Linked DNA regions of Homo sapiens: region 2 is linked to region 1. The links are chromatin loops, found by intact Hi-C in ENCODE. Cell type or tissue: HepG2. All regions are shown on one strand. Links, peaks and the distances in the headings refer to the core of each region. The heading gives the core; the rest is flanking DNA.

Region 1 (2,922 bases), core at 156-2,655:
TCTCGTCTGCCGCGCGCCCCGCCGCCCGCTGCCCATGGGGGAGATGCAGGGCGCGCTGGCCAGAGCCCGGCTCGAGTCCCTGCTGCGGCCCCGCCACAAAAAGAGGGCCGAGGCGCAGAAAAGGAGCGAGTCCTTCCTGCTGAGCGGACTGGGTAAGCGCCGCCGCCGGCCCCGCTGGGGGCTTGGCTCACTTCCCCAGAGCGGCTTGGAGGCAGGGGCCGGCTTTCGTCGGAGTTCTCGGGGCCGGGGTCCCGGCGGCGGGAACGGGAGGACCTGGCGGGCGAGGTCGCGCGCGCAGGCCTGCGCCCCAGGGATAAACCCCGGAGGGTGGCGCGCACCGCCGGCTCGGGTTGGGGAGGAGGGTGGGAGTCCGGCCGCAGGACGGCGCCTGGCCGGGGAGAGGGTATCTGCAGGGACAGTGAGCGAAGCCACCGTGGCCGCCGCGCACCCGCCGGGAAGCGCTTCGGCGCTGCGAACCCGGCTTTCTCCGGCGGCGGAATAAATGAGAGAGGTGGAAAACTACCCCGGGCTCTCCGGCCCTCCCCGCGCCCTCCGCCGGCGCGTTCTCTCTCTCCTGCCCCAGGAGCCGATGGAGACTGATAACGGCCCTGCGCCAGGCCGTCCCCGGGCGGTCCTCGCGCCCCCGCCCGGGGCTCGCCCTCTCAATGGGGACAGAACCGCCCGCCGCAGGCAGCGTAGCCGCCAGCAAACCGCGAGGCGGCCGGGGCGGGGCGAGGGGCGAGGCGAAGGGCGGGGCCACTTCTCACTGTCGCGCAGGCCCCGCCCCCGCGGCGGTGCCTTTTTTATAAGGCCGAGCGCGCGGCCTGGCGCAGCATACGCCGAGCCGGTCTTTGAGCGCTAACGTCTTTCTGTCTCCCCGCGGTGGTGATGACGGTGAAAACTGAGGCTGCTAAGGGCACCCTCACTTACTCCAGGATGAGGGGCATGGTGGCAATTCTCATCGGTGAGTGCAGGAATCTTGCGGGACTTCTGCTCCAGGAGACGCAAAGTGGAAATTTTTTGAAAGTCCCGGATCAGATTAGTGTGTGTGGCGCCGGACGTTATGAAGCCGTCTAAACGTTTCTTTATTTCTCCTCCTTCATCCACAGCTTTCATGAAGCAGAGGAGGATGGGTCTGAACGACTTTATTCAGAAGATTGCCAATAACTCCTATGCATGCAAACAGTAAGTTTGACCGGATTTGAGGAAATAACTAGTATAGTTTGAATTTGCCAGCGGTAAACATTCTCATCACGGCGTTTATCGGGAAGGCGAAGACTTCTTCTGGGGTGGGGATCTCATTTCTCCTTAAATTCTAATATATTTGACACATTTTAAACATTAAAGTTAATTTGCTGATTTGGCTTGAACTGGAGATGTAAGATAAATGGTTCGTGTTGGCCGAATTCACGGCCTTTCTCCATGAGCAACAATCCTTATTTCTGTATTTAATGGGGTTTATTATTTTCTTTAACTGACTAATGTATTGGGGTATTTTCAGTTTAAACAGTGAATTATCCGGGTAGAAGTCGGTAGAGCCAGAAACTCACTTTTGATGTTGGTGTGCCCCCTAGTGGCGAGCTGGATTCTAAATCGTGCCCTTTATTCCCTGCAGCCCTGAAGTTCAGTCCATCTTGAAGATCTCCCAACCTCAGGAGCCTGAGCTTATGAATGCCAACCCTTCTCCTCCAGTAAGTTTTTGTATGTGCCGTGCATCTGTGGAGAACTGTAAGGGAGTCAGTTAGTATTCCTACATTAATGGATTAAAATAGCATTTCTAGAAATTAGTATCAAGGCAGGAATGCTTCATTATGGCATAACAAGTGATATAAATATTTAAGTATTGAGTCAGAGTATTATTTTATTTTTTTCCTGGGCATATTTTACCTCCAAAGTGGTTATTTTAAAAGGCATATTTCATAAAAAGGTTTTATCTGTCTGAAACAACATGACTGTGTGCAGTTTCCATACTCATTTGAAATGTGATGAAATGTAGTTTTGAATGTTTATAGATGTATGGTCATTTGCATCAGTCATTTGTAGATGTAACATTTTCTACATCGTTTATGTTATAGATGTCTTCCTTTGAAGCAATGGTATTAAAAGAAATTCTTTTTTTTTTTTTCTAGCCAAGTCCTTCTCAGCAAATCAACCTTGGCCCGTCGTCCAATCCTCATGCTAAACCATCTGACTTTCACTTCTTGAAAGTGATCGGAAAGGGCAGTTTTGGAAAGGTAATTTCAAATCTGAAGATCTTTTGGTACACTTCCTTCATGTCCTCTTTTGTATTCTCCCTGGATGAGGATAGAAAAATGATTTTTTTAAATTGAAATTTCAGGTTCTTCTAGCAAGACACAAGGCAGAAGAAGTGTTCTATGCAGTCAAAGTTTTACAGAAGAAAGCAATCCTGAAAAAGAAAGAGGTATGAGATGTGCTTGATGGGGCTGGCATTGGCGGTAGACACTCCTTGAATAATCTTGATTCTGGAATGTTGGTGCCAAGTTGAAACATGCCACTAAATCTGAATCGTCATTTTCCTAGGAGAAGCATATTATGTCGGAGCGGAATGTTCTGTTGAAGAATGTGAAGCACCCTTTCCTGGTGGGCCTTCACTTCTCTTTCCAGACTGCTGACAAATTGTACTTTGTCCTAGACTACATTAATGGTGGAGAGGTGAGCAGGGGGGATAGAAGTCAACTCTTAGTGTCTCTGCACAGCCTGCTTTGTTTTAGTTTGAGAAAAAAGTTTTCAAAGATTTTTGGTGGGGAGAATGTTACCAGAATTAGCATTTCCTTCAACCTGTCAGGTTTATAGTTAATAGATTACTTGGGGCCACTTCCTGCAGTTGTTCTTTTGCTGTGTATGTCAAAACTAATTAAATTCATTTGCAACCCAGAATGACTTTGTTCTGTCTCCTGCAGT
Region 2 (2,922 bases), core at 335-2,834, 150 kb before region 1:
CTCGGCTCACTGCAACCTCTGTCTCCCCGGTTCAAGTGATTCTCCTGCCTCAGCCTCCTGAGTAGCTGGGATTACAGGTGTGTGCCACCACGCCCAGCTAATTTTTGTATTTTTAGTAGAGACAGGGTTTCACCATGTTGGCCAGGATGGTCTTGAACTCCTGACCTCGTGATCCACCTGCCTCGGCCTCCCAAAGTGCTGGGATTACAGGCGTGAGCCGCTGCACCCAGCCAGAATATGCTGAATATGGAATTATTTTTCTGGTTCCATATGGAAAAGTTTAAATTTTTTATTCAATTTTTTGTAGGTCTCTTTACTTTAGGAACTGATGGAAAGTTTCATGAAAATCTTATGATGCAACTTCAAATTTTTCTAATCATTAGCAGATCCTTTTTAGATAAGTTTATCTCTTGATTAAGAAGTTTACTTTATAGGGAGAGGCTACTTGACTGATATTGCAATCAGTAATGGAAAAGAAAAAGTAAAAGAACAGTCACGAAAAAGAGTAGCTACAATCTCTTATGCAGATTTTGTATGTTTAGACTACTATAAAAATAAGCACTGAAAAATTAGTCAGAACCTAAAGAAGTGTGATAGACACTTAGTCCTGAACTCAGTGCCTAAGGAATAATTGAATTCCCAACAAATACTGGTTGTTCTATGGATTCATGAGTACGTTTTACCATATTTTCTATTTTATTCTGTGTAGATTTCATGTATATCTGTGATTGGCTAAATTTAGAATGGAAATATCATTCACTATGATGTAACCTTGAGCAAGTCGGTCTCTCTCTGTGGGCCTCAATTCCATCATCTATAGAATGAAGGATTTGGGTGAGAATATCTTCAAGTTCCTTCCAGCTCTGCTACATTCTACAATTCTAGATACTGGTTATGGTCAAATACTGCTCTTTGTAAATTTCCTAGCACAAGGCATGGTGCCTAAAATTTATGAAATACACAATCAAGGATAAATGAATAGAAGCTTTCAAAGGAGGAAGTAAAATACCTGGTGAAAATGAGACGGTTTAGGTGCCTAGCTAAGCTATAGGATGTTAAATGTTTTTCAGCTTTACTGTAAGACATGCTTGTTGTGGTAAATGCATTATAGAAACTTAGAAAAAGAATGAGGCTGGACATGGTGGCTCACGTCTGTAACCCCAGTACTTTGGGAGGCTGAGGTGGGAAGATCACTTGCACCCAAGACTTTGAGACCAGCCTGGGCAACATAGGGAGATTCTGTCTCTACAAAAATTTGTGTTTTTTTAATCAGCCCGACATAGTGTCTGTAGTCCCAGCTACTCAGGAGATTGAGGTGGGAGGATCTTTTGAGCCCAGGAGGTTGAGACTGGAGTGAGCCATAATTGCACCACTGCACTCCAGCCTGGGAAACAGAGGGAGGCGCTGTCTAAAAAAAGGAAGAAAGAAAGATAGAGATAGAGATAGAGATAGAGAAAGAGACAGAGAGAGAGAGAGAGACAGAGAGAGAGAAAGAGAGAAAGAGAGAGAAAGAAAGAAAAGAAAGGAAGAAGAAAAGAAATAGACTTCCCCATCTACCTCCTCCTGTAGTAACTAGTTTTATATTTGGTGATATATAACCTTCCATTTCTTTCTCTATGCTCATACAAAATAAAATGTTGTGTTTTTTTTGGGGGGGGGGGTGTTTTTTGTTTGTTTGGTTTAGTTTGGTTTTTGTTTTGTTTTTTTGAGACAGGATCTGTGTGTGTTGCCAAGGCTGGAGTGCAGTGGTGCAATTACAGCTCACTGCAACCTTGGTCTCCCAGGCTCAAGTGAGCCTCCCATCTCAGCCTCCTGAGTAGCTGGCACCACAAGCGCACTCTACCATGACTAGCTAATTATTGCATTTGGTGTAAAGATGGGGTTTCACCAATGTGGCCCAGGCTACTCTGAAACCCCTGGGCTCAAGTGATCCACCCACCTCGGCCTCCCAAAGTGCTAGGATTATAGGCATGAGCCACTGTGCCTGGCAACAAAATGTTTTTTCTTTAGAAAACATTAGGATATGTTTTTAAGTTGACAACATATTATGAAAATGTTTAAATTCATACTTTTTGATAGCTGCAAGATATTCTTTAGTATAGTTATACAATGTGTTAAACCATGACCTTATTTTCCCAAATTCTTGCTGTTCCAACCAATCCTATAGTAAGTATTCTTATACTATATTATTCCTAGTATTTCTATAGAGTCATGCATACTGGTGTTTATATTTTCAATTTATTCTTGAAAGTAAAGTTACCAGGTCAGTGGATAGGCACATTGTAATTTTATATAATATTGTTTGATTATTTTCAAAAATATTTCTACTACCTCCAACTATATGCAGAAATACTGCAGAGTTTTGCATGTTTTGAATGCATAACTATTTAATATTTTCCAGTCCAATAAGTGAAAAATGGTATCTCACCATTTTAAATTGCATTTTACTAACCACCAGAAATTTTAGTATCTCTGTATATATTTATTTGCGTACGTTTTTGTTATTCTGCATTATGCCTTTACTGATTTGCTTTTTATATCTTAAGCATATTTTCTATTAAGCTAGCTGTCTTTTTCTTATACATTTATAGGAGTTTTTTTGTATGGTAGTTATATCGATCCTCTGTCCCATGGGTTGGCAGAGATTTTGAAAACTTTTCCCAATTATTACTTACTGAAAAAGCAATATAACAATATTCACTTTTGACGTGGAGATTAAGAGTGCCTTAGTACCAGAAATAGTTCCACATGATAAAATGACTGCTATGGACTGAATTATGTCCCCAAAATTCATATGTTAAAGCCCTAACCCTGAAATGTGGTGGTACTTAGAAATGAGGACTTTGAGAATTAGGCTTAGATGAGGTCCTGAAGGTGGGGTCTTTAAACTAGGATTAGTGCCCTTATAAGAAGAAACACACA

The links. A loop is a pair of places that touch in the nucleus more often than their neighbours do. Peaks named below come from ENCODE experiments on the same cell type or tissue, not always from the same donor. Only the 100,000 strongest peaks of a DNase experiment are listed, where the experiment ranks them.
Region 2: a loop joins it to region 1, with 2.7 times the contacts of the local background. A loop is called at or near these places in 21 of 110 quality-filtered maps.

Annotation. Positions count from the first base shown.
Region 1 is chr6:134,172,774-134,175,695 of GRCh38, reverse strand. SGK1 (serum/glucocorticoid regulated kinase 1) reads left to right here. Exons shown (of 14, transcript NM_001143676.3): 4 at 1,110-1,185; 5 at 1,616-1,691; 6 at 2,130-2,234; 7 at 2,339-2,422; 8 at 2,542-2,673; 9 at 2,922. Among named protein-coding and RNA genes, the nearest start is that of SLC2A12, 120 kb to the right of the region's middle. RefSeq lists silencers at 1-165, 92-371, 482-881 and an enhancer at 242-743. In HepG2, for the core only: CTCF peaks have their summits at 415, 867 and 1,580 (motif pointing left); DNase peaks (open chromatin) are centred at 815 and 1,565; H3K4me3 peaks cover 2,500 bases.
Region 2 is chr6:134,326,849-134,329,770 of GRCh38, reverse strand. No RefSeq gene overlaps it. Among named protein-coding and RNA genes, the nearest start is that of SGK1, 10 kb to the right of the region's middle. In HepG2, for the core only: a CTCF peak has its summit at 1,369; no DNase peak of the experiment used is centred there.